Regions from separate parts of the Mus musculus genome. Here region 1 is linked to region 2. The links are chromatin loops, found by intact Hi-C in ENCODE. Cell type or tissue: left cerebral cortex. All regions are shown on one strand. Links, peaks and the distances in the headings refer to the core of each region. The heading gives the core; the rest is flanking DNA.

Evidence for each region. Peaks named below come from ENCODE experiments on the same cell type or tissue, not always from the same donor. Only the 100,000 strongest peaks of a DNase experiment are listed, where the experiment ranks them.
Region 1: a loop joins it to region 2, with 4 times the contacts of the local background. A loop is called at or near these places in 19 of 42 quality-filtered maps.

What each region holds. Positions count from the first base shown.
Region 1 is chr15:31,512,443-31,523,261 of GRCm38, forward strand. All of the region lies in intron 1 of Marchf6 (membrane associated ring-CH-type finger 6), which reads right to left. Among named protein-coding and RNA genes, the nearest start is that of Marchf6, 13 kb to the right of the region's middle. In left cerebral cortex, for the core only: a CTCF peak has its summit at 4,932 (motif pointing right); no DNase peak of the experiment used is centred there.
Region 2 is chr15:31,582,079-31,592,897 of GRCm38, forward strand. It overlaps Cmbl (carboxymethylenebutenolidase-like (Pseudomonas)), which reads left to right. Exons shown (of 6, transcript NM_181588.4): 3 at 1,887-1,994; 4 at 3,217-3,359; 5 at 6,090-6,181; 6 at 7,606-8,041. The coding sequence ends at 7,785. Cct5 (chaperonin containing Tcp1, subunit 5 (epsilon)) reads right to left here. Exons shown (of 11, transcript NM_007637.3): 8 at 10,789-10,819; 9 at 10,568-10,705; 10 at 10,207-10,387; 11 at 8,722-8,977. The coding sequence ends at 8,850. Among named protein-coding and RNA genes, the nearest start is that of Cct5, 14 kb to the right of the region's middle. In left cerebral cortex, for the core only: a CTCF peak has its summit at 4,629 (motif pointing left); DNase peaks (open chromatin) are centred at 3,384, 4,618, 6,651, 7,139 and 1 more place; H3K27ac peaks cover 670 bases.

The DNA of each region.
Region 1 (10,819 bases), core at 1,366-9,365, 70 kb before region 2:
ATTATGTAGCCCAGGTTAACCTTGAACTCAGTGCTCTCCTGTGACAGTCTCCAAATGCTTCCATACCCAGCTTACAGTAGCATCTGTAGAGAGCACATGATACAATATATTGGATGCTTCCACAGATTTAAAAAAAAAAAAAAAACAGAGCTTTTGTCCTATTAACTAGACATTAAAAACATTGTAAGTATAAACCAGGCTTGGTGGCGCACTCCTTTACTCCTAGCACTTGGGAGACAGAGGCTGGTGGATCTTTGCAGTCAAGGGTAACCACCTGATCTACACAGCAAGTTCCAAGACAGTCAGGGGGACATAGAAGAATTCTGCCTCAAAACAAACAACAACAACAACAAAAACCAAAAAACAAAACCCACTCTTTTAACCAAATTGGGGAATTTAGAAGATCCATTTTATTTTCTAATACAACAAATAAAACTCTTACAAGTCTTTAAAAGTATAAACATATGTTAAAGTCTGACAACTACAGTGTGACCTCTAGAACTCATATTAAAAGCTCCACTCAGTCGCCTGCATCTGCAATTCCAGCACCTATATAGCAAGAAGGGTGATGCAGACAAAAGCCTGGAAGCTCACAGACTGACTACCTAGCCTGGAGCACACAGCACAGCATTCCCCATTTCAATAATCAACTCCTGAAAGTTATCCTGTGACTGCCATACATGCACTGATATACTTGTGAGTGCTTGCTTGCTTGTTTGCTTTCTTCCTTTCTTTTTCTTCTTCCTTTTTTTTTAAAGTTTGAGAACCACCACTCATTAGTAATTGTTCTGATACATCTTTTTGGCTCTTTGGAGGTAGTAGTAGTAGGTGTGCGTGTGCATGTGCGTGTGTGTGTGTGTGTGTGTGTGTGTGTGTGTGTGTGTGTGTGTGAGAGAGAGGGAGAGAAAGAGAATGATAATGACTCTTTCCAAATAGATCTGTAAAGTTATTATTAAGGGCCTCCTACACTCAGACTAAGTCTCTAGGAAAAAAGGAAAGATAACTGTAGACTGCTCATCCATTTCATTTCAGAACCATGGAAATCACCTTTGCAAGTACAAAACAAAATTATATCAAAATGGTAAGTAAGCAACTCCTAAATGGAAATACAAACAAATCAATAAACCCAAGCATTCACCATGGCTAGCCACAAAAAAGAAATGAAGACACTTTAAGACAGCAAAATGGACTAGTGAGGTGGCTCAGCAAGTCAAAGTACTTGCTATGTATGCCTGACAGATGGCTCGAGTCTATTCCTGGTACCACATGTAAAGGTAAAAGAACAGAATAAATGCCTCAAAGTTGTCCTTTGACCTCCACATACAGTGTGTGACCCACCCATGTACACAGATACACACAATAAACAGAAATATTTAATTTTAAAACTAAGAAAGAAAAAAAGAAACCAGCAAGGGGTGGGAGATAGCTACAGAGGCTAACAGCATCTGCTTCTCTTGCAGGGCATGGTTCCCAGTACTCACATCAGACATCTCACAGCTCTAACTCCAGTTCTAGGACACCTGACATTTCTGTACATACTGGCACAGACTACACATTTATACAATCAGGTACACACACATACACAAAATAAAAATAAAGAAATCTTGATCATTATTTTATTTATTTAATGTATGTGAGTACACTATAGTTGTCTTCAATCACACTAGGAGAGGGTATCAGAACCCATTACAGATGGTTGTGAGTCACCATATAGCTGCTGGGAATTGAACTCACAACCTCTGGAAGAACAGTCTGTGCTCTTAACCACTGAGCCATCTCTCCAGCCCAAAATAAAGAAATCTTAATAACAAAATTAAAACCAACAATACACTCATACATCCCTCATAGACTATACTCTAAGACAGAGAGAGGATATACTAAAAAATCCTAAGCATATTTATTAACTGTTAATAAAAAAGCAGAATAGAAATAATATTGTGGTTACTTAAAAACTTACAGGACAAGAGAGCTCCAGTATGTGGCTAAACTTAATGCATACACAAACATAAGAAAACTCACATTAGTGATTTTCTCATCTCATTGGCCCAACCTTTACCACAATGAACAATGCACTGAGAATAGGGGAAAAGGAGAAAACTTAAATAGTATGTCTCAACATTCCCAAACATGAACAACTAATTCAACTTTTACCACTGCACCCAAGGCTAATACATGAAAAAAATATATCCTAGCCCTCCTAGCCAATGAAAGTCCAAGATATCAACCACCTAACTTAGCAAGAACCTAACCCACCAAGATGATTGGTGGGAGGAGGGGAGAGGGCTAATTGTGAATACAACTTCCACAAAGAAGAAGCCACTTTTCAGCCAGACAGTGGTGGTACACACCTTTAATCCCAGCACTTGGGAGGCAGAGGCAGGTGGATCTCTGAGTTCGAGGCCAGCCTGGTCTACAAAGTGAGTTCCAGGACAGCCAGGGCTACAGAGAAACCCTGTTTCGGGGGAAAAGAAAAAAGAAAAGACTCCAAGCATTTTAATAAGAACCTGAGGCAAAAATATCCATGATACAATGGAAAATCCACTCATACCAAGCATAAGGAAAACCCCAGCCTAAATTAAAAACCACAGCCAATAGATGTTGCAGCTATCATAAAAATGGTCCTGTGAACAATGACAAACAAATCTGGGAGATAAGAAACATCAAGTTTCCACAGAGACATGGAAGAGAAAGAACCCATTGTACAAAAACCAAAACATTTATTGAAAAATATATAGTGGGCTGGTGAAATGGCTCAGTGGGTAAGAGCACCCGACTGCTCTTCCGAAGGTCCGGAGTTCAAATCCCAGCAACCACATGGTGGCTCACAACCATCCGTAACGAGATCTGACTCCCTCTTCTGGAGTGTCTGAAGACAGCTACAGTGTACTTACATATAATAAGTAAATAAATCTTAAAAAAAAAGAAAAATATATAGTGAATTTAAGATTTGACAATATCAATAGAGATTTCTCAATCTCAATAGAGAGAATAGTTGTAAAGTCCTTATAAAGACTTCAGTGATTATAACAAAGTGTTATGCTTTTGGCCGCAGCATTAAGGAAGTAAACAAAATTCACACACAAAACTCTTTTCTTATCCACAGGAAACAAATACCAAGAACAGAGAGTACTTGAAACGAAGAACAATGCCAAACCCTATGCCTTTCTTATATGCACAAATTAATGTAGGAGCACTCAAAACATACACACAGGGTAACAGCAAAGAGTGAGTAACAACAAGAAACAGGCAATTATAATACATGGTTACAAACTCACAAACATCACTAATAATTAAGCAAAGTGAGGAATCTCTGCACACGAGTGTCATGATAGATAGCATCAGAGTTGATCTGATAACTCTGGTAACCCAGGGACTTAATGGGTGGGCAGCATAAACAGGGCAGAAGCACCACATGGAGGGAGCCTGACTCAGCCTAAACACAGCTCAAGAGGAAGAACAAGTACCAGTCCTCACCATGGGACATACACACATTAGAGTTGAATCTATCTGTTTCCTTACCTTATTTTTATTGTATAAAAACAATGATAGGCAAGATCTCAAGTAGGAGGATCCACTAACAGGAATTCTAATATTGCACTGTTTCCAACCAGTTATATAATAAAGTACAAATTAATGCAAGAGTTAACAATCATTCTCTGCTGCTAATAATATAAGATTTACTCAAGCAAGTGCCTTTTCAACTAGCTTTGTTCATGCTCAGGTGTATGTATATAACTGGCTATGTGTTATGTGGATAAAAACAGAACCATGAACACACCAGGAAATTTTCTATCAATTATAATACACAAAATTCTTTAAATAGTTTTAAATTTTCTAAACCATACCAAGTGAAAATATATTCTACTAAAGTATAAAACAATCACATTTCCATTAATATTACGGAGACATGATTAAAGAAAACAAAAAATGTTTTCAAAACATTCTGAGTACAGTTACCCATTCTCTGTAGAACAGAAATTTTTAATTGTGGAGTCTGACACACATCCTTAATTAGATCTTAGGATCTTAGGAGAAAGTAAATTAATTTTCTACTCTGTTATGGTGCGCCACCACACCCAGCTTGTTGTGGTGGTTTTATAAAGATTTATATTTATGAATGTTTTGCCTGAATGTATGTGCACCATGTGCAAGGATGGTTACAAGCACCGTGAGGGTACTTATAACCAAATACATGTCCTCTGGAAAAGCAGCAAGTGCTCTTAACCACCGAACCAACTGTTCAGCCAGTCTTTCAAGGTATTAAAAAACAAAACTAAGAACACTCAAGGTTCAAGATACCTTTCAAGAATAGCCAGGCGCATGCCTTTAATCCCAGCACTTGGGAGGCAGAGGCAGGTGGATTTCTGAGTTCAAGGCCAGCCTGGTCTACAAAGTGAGTTCCAGGACAGCCAGGGCTTTACAGAGAAACCCTGTCTCGAAAAACCAAAAAAAAAAAAAAAAAAAAAAAAAAAAATTGTGTGTGCAAGCATGTGTGCATGTAGTGTGGATCTCATATGTAGAAAACATAGAACAATTTGAAACAGTCAGGTCTCCCCTTCCATCATGTGGATCCCAGAAAAAGGACCCAGGTTATCAGCTTTGGTGGCAAGTACCTTTACCTGGTGTGTCATCTCACCTGCCTTGTCATGGTACTTCTAAAAATAAATCCAAACAGATGTTTTATTATTCCTGAGGTATATCTTAGGAAAGTAACTGACTTTTCAGGGAAAGCAGGAGAGTGCCAATACTGTTTAAGATAAAGTACCATGCAACCCAGGCTGGCCTCAAATTCACTACATAGTTGAGACTGCCCTTTGAATTGTTGCTCTTCCTACCTCCATCTCCTGAGTCCCTTGTGTCCTTTGTTCATATAAATATTATCTAGTTGTAGGTGCATGCATGTTCATGCAGAGATATTCAAAGACCAGAAGAGGGCATTATATCCCTTGGAGATGGACTAATGTGTTACCGAGAAGTGCTCAAAGTGGGTCCTAAGAACTAAACTCTAGACCTGGGAAGAACATCAAACACCCTGACCATTAGTCATCTCTCCAGCCCCATCACATGTCTTTTAACTACTATTTGACACAACATACTAAGAGAGTATCTTTACCATTTATTCCTTCAACTTTGTTGTGCTCTCCCATTTGTACTGCATGTGTTCCTATAGTGAAACGCATTACTGAATGTAGATTAAAAAAAAATAACTAGGTAGTACAGCAGCTAATCACAAAGATTTATTACTAGCCAAGCTGAACATCTCCAAATACTCTACCAAGTTGTGTCCTGTCTTCCACAGAAGCAATGGGACTAGACATACCATTGTGCTGGCTTTGGTTGAGGCTTTGTTGAGGCTCTGGACCTAGGTCCTCATACAGGGCAAGCATTTACCTACTGAGCCATCTATCCAGTCCTGTTTATTTTCCTTTGAAAATTATTTATTTAAAATGATTTGAACATCTCTCAGTTCTGTCAATGATAAATGTGGTGATTCCAGAATTTACTGTCATTACTAATAGACAACAGTCAGACTTACAGAAGTTATGAGAGGAGATTGGAAAAATTCAGCACACATTAATAAGTATCTCTTATTAATGTCTTATTAGGATTTGTTATACTTTCTTAAATTTAATAACCCAATACTGATAAATTATAATTGAAGTCCATTGTTAATTCAAAATCCCTTAGTTTTTACCTAAGGCTCCTTTCCTGCACATTCCATACACACTTAGTGGTCATGTCTCCTTGGGCTTTTTTTTTAAAGCTTTATTTAATTTATATACAATTATAACTGTCTTCAAACACACCAGAAGAGGGTGTCAGATCCCATTACAGATGGTTATGATCCACAATGTGGTTGCTGGGAATTGAACTCAGGGCCCCTGGAAGAGCAGTCAGTGCTCTTAACCGCTGAGCCACCTCTCCAGCCCCCTCCTCGGGCTTCTTTTGATTCTGGGAGTTTCTTACTTTTCCTGATGTTGATGACCATAACTTAAAAAGTATTGTTAAAGGCTACTCTTCAATGCCTTCTACTGAAAACTGACTCATTCCTCATTAGTTTGGAGCAGGAGACCACAAAGGTACACGGCCATTCTTATCACATCCTATCCAGAATATACACAACATGATCCAAATACTGCTGGTCTTGTTTTATCTGGAGGAAATAAACTTTTATTATCTGCCAGTAAAATGTTTACAACTAGTAGCTTCAATCATAATAGGCAAATATTAAAAATATATGATTGAAAATATTACTCTGGATGTCTGTAGTTAGCCTACATGTGTGAAAAGATCTACATTAATTGTATACTTTTCTCTATATGGAATATAATTCCTTTAAAATTGTATGTATTCACAGAAAAATGCAGATTAACAAAACAAAGCAGAAATAAAAAACACATTCTGCTTCTAAATAAAAAACAACAGCTTGCTGGGCAGTGGTGGCACACGCCTATAATCCCAGCACCTGGGAGGCAGAGGCGGGCGGATTTCTGAGTTCGAGGCCAGCCTGGTCTACAAAGTGAGTTCCAGGCTAGCCAGGGATACACAGAGAAACCCTGTTTGGAAAAAAAAAAAAAAAAACAGCTTAAGAAAGAAACTGCAAACACTGGAGTCGTTAGAACTGGTTAGAAAACAGCTAAGGGCTAGTAGGGATGGAGGACACCCAGGAAACAAGATCCAGGAAACAGAGCACAATGGATGCACATATGAACTCAAGAGACTGTGGCAGCAAGCACAGTCCTACTGGGTGGGTCTGAACCAGATAGATTATAGAGCCGAGACAAGCGGATATACGTCCCCACCCCTTACCCAGAAGCTAGCTCCAAACCAAGGGGGGGGGGCTCTCACTGGGAAAGCAAATCACAAGTAAAGACGGGTCCCATGGCCAGCAGTGCCAATACAATGCACTCAGCAGCATCTGTGGGTGGTCTTTGCATCTGTAATGTTGTGTTGGGACTTTTTTTTTTTTCACCTTACAGGTCTTTGCATGTTTTTATGGGATTTCTGTGTGTTCAAACATGTATCTTTCTGCATCTATGTTTCCTGTGCTTTTTTTTGGGGGGGGGGGGGAGACATCTTTTTCTTCTGTTTGGTCCCATTCCAGTTTGTTTTTGTCTTATCTTAGTTTATTATTATTCCTTAGATGCCTGTTTTTCTAAGGAGAGACAGAAAGGGTGTGGATCAGGATGGAAGGGCAGGTGGAGAGGAACTGGAAGAGTTGTGGAAGGGGAAACTGTAATCAGAATATATGGTATTTTAAACAAAATCTATTTTCAACAAAAGAAAAAAGGTGGCTATTTTATTTTTCAAAGTAGTGAGTGTTTTGCTGCTACTTTACTATTATAATAAAATATTTTAGCTGCTCAAATTCTATTTTTAAGCATTCATTTTTGCTAGGTATGGTAGCACTTGGGATGTGGAATGAGTTCACAACTATCCCCATTCCCACAGAAACTTAAAGGCCAACTTAAGTCCTATGACACCCTGTCTCTGATCCCCAAATTCTATGTGAAAATATCTTTTTTTTAAATGTGGATTTAGGAAGCAGGCAACATACAATGTTGAAAACCCCAACCCCCCGGCTGGCCGGCCAGCAAGCAGCTTGGCTGGTAAGGGCATTTGTATTTGAAGCACAGCTTGACCAGCTAAGTCCGATCCCCAAAGCCACATAAAGGGGGAGGGGCGCAAGAAATGACTCTACAGACCTTTTCTCTGACTCCACATCCACACACTATATACATCCATATACACAATAATAAACATTAAAACTCTTATTCCCTATGTATCCCCAAGTTTATTTTCTTACCTTTCTAGATTATATCAATGCAAACAACAACCTTTTCTGCTATTCTTGGTAGCCTGAAAACTACATTTTCTGGCCTCCTGAAAGACTAAATTTGTGTTAAGAGTCTGTCTATAAGGAACACTTTGGAAAGCAAAATGAAGGAAAGAAAGAAATATTGTATAGTTCTGGTTCTAACAACCAGCAGAAACAATTAATTTGCAGGTACAGGGCTCCAACCTATTGCAGAGGTTAAGGACAATTTTGCCAGTAGCTTGGGGAGAAGGCTTAGCTGCAGAAGCTGTAACTATTCTCAGCCTCAAGTCACCCCTCAATTCTTAAGCTCCACCAGCACCCGTTTCTTTTTTTCAGTTCAGTTTTGTCACTAAAGGGTGCTAGCAGGCCCTAGAGAGGAAGGAAGGAGGTGCTTTCCTACTCCTCCTGCACTGTCAATGGGCTTCATCATTTTCTCACCGCCCTACTAACGAAGACCTGACCTACTTCAGACCTTACACAGTCTAAGACTTGGTTTGGTAAGCCATTTATTTTACCAGATCAGTTTAGCTACTCTCTTTAGAATGTCACAAATACAATTTAACTTTCTTTTTTAAAGTACTTTATACACCATGAAGTTAAGTCACAAAGTATTCAAGTCAACATGAGTTGACCATCATCAAGACATCAAGAAACCTTGTAACTATTATCCCACAATGAAGGAGATACACAATCTGTTCAACAGTCCTACCACTGGTAGAGTTGGTTATAGCCCACTCGGCCTCCTTCTGTGTCTTAAAGTCTGCTAAGACCAACAAGAAAGGGGACTAGGCCATGATTCACAACTTGCTGTATCTGGTCCTGACATCCAGCTATAATGTGCGACATTGTCCATGTGGCCTCCTTCTGAATATTAGTTTTGGGGTTTGTTAGCAGGCTGGGAAAGACTGCAAGTGCTCCTGCATCTATCACTTTCTGAGTCTGTTCATCTGTTCCAGTGACAATATTCCCTATGGCTCTTAGTGCGGGAGTCACAATGGGCAGTTCAGTAGCTCCTATTTCTATGTTGAATTTCGTACCCTGTCATGTCCTGTAAATAAAGATTAAGGTTCCATTCTTTACTCTGGGGGAAAAAAAAAAAAAAAAAAACCTTGTAACTGACAGCAGTTCTATCAGGCCTTCCATGCCATGCAACCACTAATCTACTCTACTCAGAAATTTGTCTACAAATGTCTATTTGTCTATTTGACACTCCATACAAAGTGGATCACATAAAATGTGGTCTTTTGCAACTTGTTTCTTCACCTAGCATAATGTTCATGTCGTCCATCCTAGGTGTGCCTTGTTTCTAAGTACTGGCGAATAATGCCCATTCATACACACAACACATTTATTTATCAGATGAGGACATTACTAAGTACCTTTGTAGAAACCATCAAAGCCATCCAACATCCTTCTTGAGAGATCAAACTTGCAGAAGTTTCAACCTAGCCCAAGACCACAAAAAAACCTCCTAGTTAAGTTTTGGGCTTTTCAACTGAGCCTAACATTCTTTTTTAATTAACCCTGATTTACTCAAAGGACTATGGCTCCAAGTTCATTTTCCTGTTGATATTCAGTTATTCCAGCATCATTTATTAAAAAAATATATACTTTCTGAAACCAACTGCCTATGCACATTTTACATATGAAAACACACCATATCATCAGACCAAGAGATTCTTTTTAAAAAAAAAGTTTCAGATTTACTAATTTTATGTTTATGGGTATTTTCCTGCATATATGTCTGTGTAACACATGCACGCTTGGTACCCTTGCAGATTAGAAGAGGGAGTCAGATTCCCTGGAAGTGTAATTACTGATGATTGCGCATCACCATGTGATGCTGGGAAACAAACTGGGTCCTATACTAGAGCAACAAGTGCTCTTAACCTGAGTCATGTCCCCAGCCTAGGCCAAACATTTTAACATCAGACTTAAAGCTTTTAATTTAAAAATTGACATTTTCAGATTCATTATCACTTAAATTTTGACATAGTAACAAACACACAAAACTATCTGAAAATACTTCTCCCTTTTCAATCCAAAGTTTTCACTTAACCAAAACAGGTAAACAGAGTAAATGCAAAAGCCAAGTGAGGATTTGTCTTCTAATAACCCACATATAAAACATCTTCAAAGACTTAAAATACTACTAGACTTTACAGTCAAGATTTTCACCTTGGAAAACATATGTATCATAAAGTTATCCTGTTAGCATGTACTAACATTATTCCTTTTAATGTTTATGTATGTTCTGTATATGTATATACACCACCTACATGCCTGGTAAGAGGGCACTGGATTCCCTGCAGCTAGTGTTACAGGCAGTTCTGAGGCACTGTGTGAGTGACAGGAATTGAACCTAAGTCCCCTGCCAGAGCAGTAAAACTGCTGAGCCTTCTCTCCAGCTCCATCATTACTTTTAAATACTCTTTAACTTTTAAAGGTTGTTTATCAACGCTATCAAAACACCTCAGCAGGTAAAGAGCCCTTGCCACCAAGCCTGACTCCTGAGTTTGATGCCAAAAGGAACCAACTCCCCTACACTTTTCTCTGATCCCCACACTCAAGCCTGTGTGTGCATACACAGAATAAACATAAATCAAACAGTTTGAGAAGACCAGCTTCCTTTCGAATAGGGCAAATATCTATTTATACAACCCACAACAACTTAAGTGTTGTGGTTCCTCAATTTTAAGAATTCAAAGAAAGACAGATGTGGATCCAGCACAATTTGACACTGACACAGGACTGCAGGTAGGAAGTTAACCTAGAACACACAGGAGGTTCAAGGACAAATAAAGACCCTAGATAAAATTAAGCAAACGAACACCATAAAGAGTCCTGAGAGTAAACTTGGAACACTCCTCTTAATCAACCATCCTCTATTACTTTTCTTGTCAAAGTGACAGAACATCTGACAGAAACAATGTAGGAACACTAATTTTGACTCACTGTTAAAAGAGATACTGCCCAAAGTGGAAGGAAGCACAGCCACTA
Region 2 (10,819 bases), core at 1,331-9,330:
TTCTGCTCTTTGCTTAAATGCATGTCGATTTCTGTGGTCCATTTGGTCTGCTTCAGAAAGGCAAATCCAAAACCCAGCACAGCTTGAGTTACATTATCGTTTACATTATCTATTTTGTTATCTCGCTGATCCTTGGTGGGATGTGGGAACTGTCCTTTGAAATTTAACTCTAACCTTGTACAGCCAACTCTTCCCAACAGAATCCCAGGACATCAGGTCCCCAGGGTACCCAGCCCTACAGAGAGTGGGACAATTCCCTGGGGAAGCCTCCAAATATACCTATCATAGCCAACATGGACAGGGACCCTCCCCTTCTAGTGGCCCTGGGAGGGATGGATATTACCGTCCCCATATTGCAGATTGGGAAGTCAAAGCATGAAGACAGAGGTTCTCAGTTGCTCTGGGTGAGCCATAAGCAGCTGCTTGAATGGGGCAATGCCTGTTGTCGTAGGAGAGTCCTTACGTACTACAGCGAGGATATATAACACAGGCAGGAAGATAACTCCACCTTCCGGGGCTCTTGCTTGTTCATGGTTCTCATTTACTTACCCTCAAGCCATCTGAGGCTGGACAGTCCACACTTCTGTTGGTCTGGTCAGGAATGTGAGCCCTGGGGCGGGAGAGATAGCTCAGTGGTTACAAGTACTTGACGGCTTGGCAGAAAACTCAGGTTTGGTTCAGACAACACACATGGCAGCTCACAGCTATCTGTAACTAGGTACAGGGGGTCTGACACCATCTTCTGGCCTCTGCAGGAACCAGGTATGTACGTAGTACACACTCTGTATGCAGACAAACACTCATAAAAATAGATACTTTTTTGTTTAAAAGTGTGAGAGATAAAAGTGGTCAGTTACTTGTCAAGTTTTCTCTACAGTACAAGGTACTGAGACCTCAACCTGGCCTGTCAGGCTCGGGCCTTGGTGCTCTGCCTCCCTGTGCAGCAGAGGGACTTGTCTTGAGAGGACAGAGGCAGGACTTCACACTGGAGTTCATTCATGTTGTTCTTCTAAAAGCCAAGTCAGGATGGATGGAGCTAGGGCCACAGTCTCCCAAAGTAACGAGCTACCCGTGGCTGTGTTTTAAGGAACCCTCTGCTGCACTGCCAAGGCTCAGTTTGTTTGAGAGTAAGTAAAGTTACTAGGATTAGTGATGTCCATGATTTCCAGACTGAGTTGCCCATTGCTGGGTGAGCTATCATTTGATCTTTTATATGATGTGTGTGTGTGTGTGTGTGTGTGTGTGTGTGTGTATACAATGACATATATATGTGCGTATGATTGAAGGTTCGTGTTCACCGTTGTGAGCATTTAGAGGTCAGAGGACAACCTCAGGCATTAGCCTTTACTTGTTTACTCTTCCCGTAGCCTGTTCTAGAACCTGCTATGGACCTTACTCTTGGGGCAGGAAACTGTTTGCCAGCTTGTGCAGACAATGGACCGTATTACTCGATCACAGTGATGAGTGTGCCCTCAGGGGTGCCCTTTGGCCAAAGCCAGTGTTTAAGACCAAGAAAGTCCTGGACTGGCTGAGAAGACCAACTAAGTTCATCGAGGCAGGACCTTTGACAGGACACACCCTTTGCCCATAGGTCTAGTTTTCCCTCCTTCTTCACTGGAATCACTCTTAAGAAGTGTCCCTGCTGATGGTCCTCTCACTTGCTAGAGCAGGGTCACACCAGAACTGCTGGAAGCTATGTACTTGCAGTTGTGGAATCTGAGGCAATGTGGCCTGCAGCAGATGACCTCTGTCGCAACAAAGGATGGCCTTCGTGGCCAAGGCTTTCCCTTCCCTCTGCCTAGAATTGGCAACTCAACATGGTATCTAATAAACCAGGACACTGAGTCCAGGTGACTCAAAGGTTGATTCACGCCCATATTTTACAGAACTATTGTCCCAGACTTCTTTGTGGGTCAAGAGCCATGGGACCCAGCTGGTGACTGGTCCACCTTCCCCGCGTGGTTGAAATCAAGAAATGCCAGAAAAGTCAATCGGTAAGTTTCCAAGAGGCTTGGTTTTGTACTGGATGTAGCCCAGGGAGGGAACAGACAAGCTGAGCTCCTGCCTTCCCTCTCTCCCTCTCCCTCCCCCACCATGACTTCACTTGGCTCTAGATGAAGTCCTTCCAACAGCATGATGGGAAAGAGTTTTGGTCCAGCACACTATAGGATGGAGGCTGATACATGCTCTTTGCCACACTGCCCCAGCAAGCACAGCTGCTCATTTCCTTAGAAGTGATGAATTCAAAGTCCTGTGTCCACCTAAGTCCTTGGTTGCAAGTGATAGAACACCTATCCCAAGTGGATCAGCAGTTAAAAGAGATATTGATTTATAGAACCAAAGAAAGTAGTTTGGGATCAAGTGGGAAGTGGCCCAGCTCTCATCTGTCCATCACAGCTCTGCCCCACTTCCTGTATGCTGGCTTCATCCTCAGGAAAGTCCCCACCTCAGCGGCAGCCCATTGGTCCATAGCCTCTCTCCCAGCAACCTGGAGAGCATCATCCCCCACCCCGTTGGCTCTGTAGTCCATCCTGAAAACTCATTCTGATGAGGAGATTGCTCTTCTCTGATTGGTTAGCTATAAGCTTCTCTGATTGGTCAGCTACAAGCTGCAGAGATTTAGTTTACCCCAAATTCTACATTCTACCATGAACTTGTTGCTATTGTTGTTGTTTTTTATAGTAACAGAACAAAGACAGATTCAAAATCAAGACACTTTCCAAAGACATTGGTGGAAACATTAATTGGGCGGTTGCAGCAGAGTAATCTCAGCTATGAGACCCAGATGTGATCTGATAGCATTCTTAGATCTTTGATTGGTGGAGTACACAATTTTGTTGAGTTGATACATTCCAAAGGTTTTTTTTTTTCTCTTTTAATCTACTTATCAGGGTGATAGGTTTGACTTTATCTGCTAATTACAGGAGTTCGAGCCAACACACAGGGGCAAAGAATGGCTCACTAATGGGCTAAAGGTAGCTCAAGATAAACTGTGATCGGGCTCCAGACCTGCAACATCCCAGACTCCTTATAGCCACTGAGTTTTAAGCAGTCAGTGAGCCTTGATGTCACAGCTCCTTTCTAGGAAATTCTGGCTCTCACCACCAGAGAAATCACAAACATCAAGTACTATTCACTGAGACATTCCAGTTACCAGCGACCCTGAGGGTCCGCCCGGGCAGCTCTGTCTGCAATGCCTTTCTCTTTCTGTTCTAGGGAGGTTGATGCTGTCTTGAGGTATCTGAGACAACAGTGTCATGCTCAGAAGATTGGCATTGTGGGCTTCTGCTGGGGGGGTGTTGTGGTGCACCAAGTGATGACGGCATACCCGGACATCAGGGCGGGGGTGTCTGTCTATGGTAAGTGCCCAGCACATTTTACTCAGGGAAAGCAGGGGAAGGTTGAGTGACAGGCTTCTCCCACATGCTGCAATACAAAACCCGATGGCGTGTGGTAAACCAGCTTAGCATGGTTTTCAGAATCTAAAAATAGAGCTGGGGAGATGGCTCTGTCAGTATAGCTCTTGTCTTGCAAGTGTGAGATGCTGAATTTGGTCCCCAGAATTCATGCTAAGAGAGAAAGGGACAGGTGATATTCTGGGCTTTACTGGTCACTTTGCCTAGCCTACTTGATAAGTTCTAGATCCTGTCTCAAAAATCTAGGTGGAAAGGCTCCCTTAGGAACATGTCCAAGGTTGTCATCTGACCTCTCATGTGTATGTGCACCCGTTCACAAGTCTGTGCGTACTCATGTGCGCGTGCGCGTGCGCACACACACACATACACACTCACGCATGCAAACCACAAACAGCAACTTTAACTTTCTTTTTAATTAGCAGATTTTTGTTTTTGTTTTCGAGACAGGGTTTCTCTGTGTAGCCCTGGCTGTCCTGGAACTCACTCTGCAGAGCAGGCTGGCCTCGAACTCAGAAATCCACCTGCCTCTGCCTCCCGAGTCTGGTATGGGCATGCATGTCATGCCCATGTGTGTGCCCTGGTGCTTACAAAGGCCAGCAGAGGTTGTCAGATCCCCTGTGCTTAATGTTGTGAGTCGCGATGTGGGTGCTGGGAATTGAATATGGGTCCTCTGGAAGAGGAGCCAGTGCTCCTACCTGCTGAGCCATCTCTTCAGCCCCAACATTTACATTTTAGCCAACAGGAAACAAAGTTGTTTTTACTATGAGATAAGAACCCTTTATCGGTTGACAGAAACAGCACACTGAATGTACAATTCAAAAGCATCCAGACTAAAATATGCCAAAAACAAATATAGGAAAGTTGACTGCTCTTTCAAAGTTACACATTCACAAGCTGTTTCTATCTGGCGCTTGAACTCCCGGACATGGTGTTTCATCTTCTATTAGCACTAAGGAAAAAAAACAAAACAAAACAAAATATTTTCTTACACAAAAGGAGATAAAGTGAGGCATGGTACTTGTGACCCCAGTACTTGGGAGGCTGAAGCAGAATTGAAAAGTTTGGGCCAGCATGAGCTACATAGTGAGAGCTAGTCTTACATAAAACAAATGCAATAAATCACTAGTACGAGACCAGCCAATTTTCAGGCCAATGGTGTCTATGGGTAAATTAAAAGGTGGTCCTGGATGCATGCCTTTCTAGCGCCACCTGCTGGCTGCTGCTGTGCATGTGAGTGGCAGGTTATGGCAGGAAAAAGAGACATCCACTGAATGTCCAGACCTATTATCTGGCTTTGTCAGAGTTGTGCAGGGAGGACTGATATCCCTTCAATGGCTCGACGTCTTCTGGAGAGGAGTCACAGGGAGGAGAGACACTGTGTGTTACTTAGCTCTGCTCTCACAGTGGCAGGAAGCAGGAAAAAAGTTGTTTTTCCTTTCATCTTTTAAAATCATTGATCATGTGTGCCTGCACACAACAATGCCTGTGTGGAAGCCAGAGAACAACTTGATGTGGGTTCTGGGATCAGGCTTGTGGGGCAAGTGAGCCAGCTCACTAGTCCTTTCCTGCCCATTCTCCCAACAGAGCATGGACTTGCCTTTTTCCAACCAAAGGCACCAGTGGGCTGCCCTAAGCCTGGCAGAACAATACTTTGCACAAATTAACCTTTAGGATGTTCAGGCAAGGATGAGCAATAAAACATATACAATAACCTGTAGACACGTAGACCCTGTCTCTTTGGGGTCCTGTTTGAATAATAACTTGGTCCAATGGTTGTTCTTCTTATAAAACTGTCTAAAAATTAAAAAAAAGGAAAAAAGAAAAAAAAAAAGGTTGGGCAGTGGTGGCACACGCCTGTAATCCCAGCACTTGGGAGGCAGAGGCAGGCGGATTTCTGAGTTTGCGGCCAGCCTGGTCTACAGAGTTCCAGGACAGCCAGGACTGCACAGAGAAACCTTGTCTCAAAAAACCAAAATCAAAAAACCAACCAACCAACCAAACAAACCAAAAAAACGGTCTAGTTTACTGAACATGTGGGGTCCCTGTAGAAAGTTCTAGAGTGGTGGTTTGAAAAACGACCTGATGTATAAAGCCATCTCAGGAGAGAGCAGCATCAAGTTTATTGGCCTGGTTCCTGTTGAACAGGATGCAGAGTAAAAAGATCTGGTTAAATCGGTTGCACATTCTCAGAATCTCATAGGCTAGGCTTCTGTGGGCTTACTAAAAATAACAATACACACACATCTGGGGAGATGGCTAAGGCAGTGAAGTGTTGGCCACCTATCCATGGAGACCTGCATTCAGATCCCTAGCATCTGCATGAAAATCTGCTATGTGTGTGTGTGTCAGGCTTTGCACATGTCACCCCAGGACTGGGCTGGTGGAGACAGATGGGTTCCTCAAGTTCCCTGGCCAGCCAGTGTGCAGAAATCCCTGAGCTCAAAGCTCAATGAGATCCTATGGTGAAAACGAGGAGTGACTTTAAGATACCTGGCCTCCACACTCACAGACACAGGTGCACTAGACCCCATGTGGGCATGCACAAGAAAGCATGCATACCACTTCCACCCCTAACACATGGAAGCAGGTCTCTGACCACATGGTCTACTTTGCAAAACCATACCGAATTCAGGCAGCTTTCTGCAGAAGTCAATGCCCCTCAACTCTTTCTAGGTATCATCAGAGATTCTGAAGATGTTTATAATTTGAAGAACCCAACGTTGTTTATTTTTGCAGAAAATGACACTGTGATTCCACTTGAGCAGGTGAGTAGGCAGCCCTTCATTTGCATATCTAATTGCATAGCATGACATCTTTAGAGAAAGTTTTTTTTTTTTTTAAGATTTATTTATTGGTTATATGTAAGTACACTGTAGCTGTCTTCAGACACTCCAGAAGAGGGAGTCAGATCTCGTTATGGATGGTTGTGAGCCACCATGTGGTTGCTGGGATTTGAACTCCAGACCTTCGGAAGAGCAGTCGGGTGCTCTTACCCACTGAGCCATCTCACCAGCCCGAGAAAGTTTTTTTGTTGTTGCTTTTTTGAGACATGGTTTCTCTGTGTACCCCCTGGCTGTCCTGGAACTCACTCTGTAGACCAGGCTGGCCTTGAAATCAGAAATCTGCCTGCCTCTGCCTTCCAAGTGCTGGGATTACAGGGGTGCGCCACCACTGCCTGGCCGAGAAAGTTTTTAAGAACTAGTTTATTGGTTTTCCAATGATGAACATTTACTGATGGAACTTAAGCCCCGAATGGATCTGTTCAGAATGGCAGCTGAAGGATGTATGTGTTCCTGGTACAGCCTGTTCACTGTGAATGGTTTCCATGGTAATCCACCAGTTACCATAGCCTGAGATGGATTTATTAAGCACAGGAAGATGGTTAGGAAAGTCTAAGTTAAAAGTGGCCATTTGTCAATAAGTCTTAACTAAGATCTCAATACAAATAATTTGCAATAGTCCTAAACTTAAAATCATTTGGTTTGCTTTACTATGGATAATAGTAACACACAGCAGGCCAAGTTTGAATTTGGATCTTTTTCTGGTCTAGTCACCCATGTGTATGGTCTCCGGTTGATAGCTGGGGCAAAGTGCATCTCCCCAGTAGCCCCATAGTCACTAGGGAAATGAGCAATGGTCTCAAAGGGCTGTGCTTGGCTAAGCTAGGATGGTCAGTAGGGCAGCTACAGTGAAAGCCTACCCCACCCTGTGCTGCGGAGGATGGAAGCTTCAAGCATGCCAAGAATGTGTTTTTCTCAGACAAGGATCTCATTATGCAGACCATGCTGGCCTCAGAGATCTGCCTTTCAACTGCAGGCGTTAAAAATGTACGCCACCACGACTTATAAAATTCTGACCTACGGTAGATGTTGGGTCTCAGCTCGTGTAAATCCAAGAGCTTCTAGGGCTGATATGGAGGAGCCATTACGATGCTCTGCAACTCCTCAAAGTGGCCAGGAACTGTTAAAGACAACTCAATGGCTGTGGAGCCTGTTCACTGTCAACTATTGCAATAGGACTCCTTCTCAGTGCAGTGGTGGATGCCATCCACCAGCACTTGGAGGGAAAATAGGAAGCCAGCTCAGTTTACATATTGAGTAAATTCTAGACACCTAGGGCTTTGTAGAGACCAAAGGGCTAAGGTCACATTACCCTCACATTTTTATATATCAACCCCCTCCCATATTAGGTTTCTACACTGACCCAGAAGCTTAAAGAACACTGCATAGTTAATTACCAAGTTAAAACGTTTTCTGGGCAAACTCATGGCTTTGTGCATCGGAAGAGAGAAGACTGCTCCCCTGCTGACAAGCCCTACATCGAGGAGGCAAGGAGGAACCTAATTGAATGGCTGAACAAGTATGTCTAACAGCACCCAAGCACAAGGCAGCTGTTGCCCAAATTTGCCTGAATAATTAACCATCTCTTACTATCCATGATAGCATGACTGTTAGGGGAACTGGGGGCAATTCAGGGACCAGCTAGATTCTCAGATATGGCCTTACATTGGTAATTCAAGTGTTAAAATGTACAAAACCAGGAAGAGCAGTTGTCACTATGTATATTCAACTTCCCCTAATGAGCAGTGTCGACATTCAACCTAATAAAGTGATTTTTAAAACTTGTGAATGCGTAGCTTCACTTTTAAACACTTGTGTCTACATGCCTTTGTGGAGGTCAGAGTTTAACTTGTGGCAATCTTTCCACCACATGGGTCTGAGAAATCACGGGTTACGGGGGCTTGGCGGCACCCCCACCCTGAAGCACCCTGGAGAACAGAAAATGTAAGATTATCATCCTGCTGTGTCCATCAAATTGGTGGAGTGGGAGCAGACTGCACTGCCAAGGAAGGGCCTCCAGACTTAATCAGCTAAGTTCTACTTTTCACAGGATCCACCAAGACAGGTAATTGCTAGGCTGCATGGGCTCTGACCTCCAAGGCAGGCTCAAATTATGACATCCAGCCAAAAAGGTACGTATGCTTCAATTGCTCTCTGAGCATATGCCCAAAGCACAGAACTGTCCAAGCCAGTTCTGACTGGCACCTGAGCTAACTGGCCATTGTCCGAAACTTGGGAGGAACAAGAGGATTCAGTCTCTAGCACTGGTTCCATCAGCCAAGCAGGTGCTGGTGTACTGGTGTACTGTCAACTGTGAAGTAAAACCAGACACCGAGACACCTGAGCTGCTAAAAAAGTATCTGTAGTGTTGTGTTCTACTTCATTACAGTTCTGCGGATGAAGGATGCTGAAAGATATCCCAGGAGTGCAGAACTGTGAGATCAAATCCTCTATCAAGCTCTGAATAAGTGGAAGCAGTTACCAGACAGCTGCTTTTATTCCAGCATCTACAGCTGTGAGAGGACCAGCAGTAACTGCAGACGCAGCACAACAGACACACCCTTTATTTAGTCACAGTGGTAAATGGTACAGTTTATTCTTCAGATTCTCCAGGCTTACGGATGTCATCAATCTTCAGAATCATCCTAACCATCTGGGTGGCAAGAGAGATCTGCTGCTTTTTGCCAATCAAGGTTTCTATGACATGCTGATACTGCATATCTGAAAAACAAAACACAGCACTCAGTCCAGGAGCACACACAAATGTAGTTATCAACAGGTAGCTTCAACCTGTGTTGTCACAACAAAGCCACTGCAGCAGGCAAGTCTGTGCACTCAGCTACTGGGGAGGCCAAGGTGGAGCTGAGGGGCCAGCCTGGGAAATATAGTGGAATTTCATTTCAAAAACAGAAATGGTTTAAGTCTGTGCCATTAGTCAGTCATTGGCAGAGTGGCTTATGGGGCCCCACCTCTCCCTGTTAAACTAGTCGCCCCTGGTGGATTTGGTGTCATCTGTCTTCAGCTGTGCATATGGTTGAAGCAACCAGGCTCCAACCTATGGTCATAGAGACAGTCCTGGCTACACCTAGCAGTTCATCAAACAGAACAAAAGACAGAAGTGTGGGAGATGAACTTATAGGGAGGGAATAGGATGTGAGGGAAAGAGTACTCACAATACATCATATACCAAAGTGCCAAACAATGAAGTAAACATATAATTCATCTATAAAAGAGAGGCTGGAGATGACCCACTGGTCGAGAGAGCATGAGTTCCTAGCACCTACATGACAGCTTACATCCATCTAGTTAACTCCCTGGATCCAATGCACTATTCTGGCTTCCAAGGACACAAGACAAACACATAGTATATATACACTTAAATGCATGCAGACAAAACACTTATTCACATAAAATAAATCTTAGCAAATAAAACCCTAAACTAAACCCCCTAGAGCTGTAGCAGTAAACTGGCCACAATGCCCTATGTCATTTTCGGCTAGATTTTCTAAGTACTGAGGACACGTGCTAGTGGGAACATGGTAGAGCTCATGACTACAAGGAGGCTAGACAGTGACATGACACCCAAAGCACCCAGAGGAACAGGAGTGAAATCAGTAGACAGTTCAACGTCTGCCACCTTCCAAGAGTAGGGCTGCCAAGCGGCTAGAGTTAAAGTTTTCCAAACACTCTGCAGCCATGGGGCAACAGCTAGGTGGCAAGCTGTGAACAGAAACCACTCTGTATGGCAACAACAGGCACCCGGACTGTGGTTAAACTGAGTTGTGTTGCTAAGACTAAGTCCCACAGCAATCAACTCAGACACTAAGACCCAGAACAGCACTGTCCCAGTGCACTGAAGACCTCACTAAGGACAGTCTTGCAGCATGTACCACTCATCTTCCAAGTGGATAGAACTCGCTCCGCTCCTACAGCCCCAACAAGCAACTCACCGTTACTGCCCTTGTGCAAACAGTCAATCCCCAGGGCAGGGTTAGACTCCTTCACCTGTCTGGCTCGAACTTCAGTCATGGTCTGAATGGGATTCATGCCACTATTTTCTGAAAGGGCCATGGGGATGACCTCCAAGGCATCTGCAAAAGCTCTCATGGCATACTGTTCCAAAGTTGGGCACTGGAAAGACACAGGGACAGTAAGTGCACTGGGCAATAGCCAACCCAACAGCTGTTCATAAGCATGCATTGAAAAGTCACTCAGGGCAAGCTTAATAAACTTCCTTTCATCTACAGAATGAAGCTGAGAGGACATAAACACACGAGACCTAGACAGCAGTTCTCACTGCCACTCTGTTACCTTGTCTGCCTCTTGGCTGACTGCCAGGGCGCAGGATATTTCGGCTGCCCCTCCTCCATACACAACACGGTTGTCACGGATGAGGTTCCGGATGACACACAGGGCATCATGGAGAGATCGTTTTGCTTCTTCTATGATCTGGGGAGGAGGCCATGTCTCAGTTCCTCATGCTGGTCCAGAGGAACTGAACCATCTCTCCAGCCCAAGGACAGAATTCTTACCATCTTGTTTCCTCCTCTGATGAAAATGGTC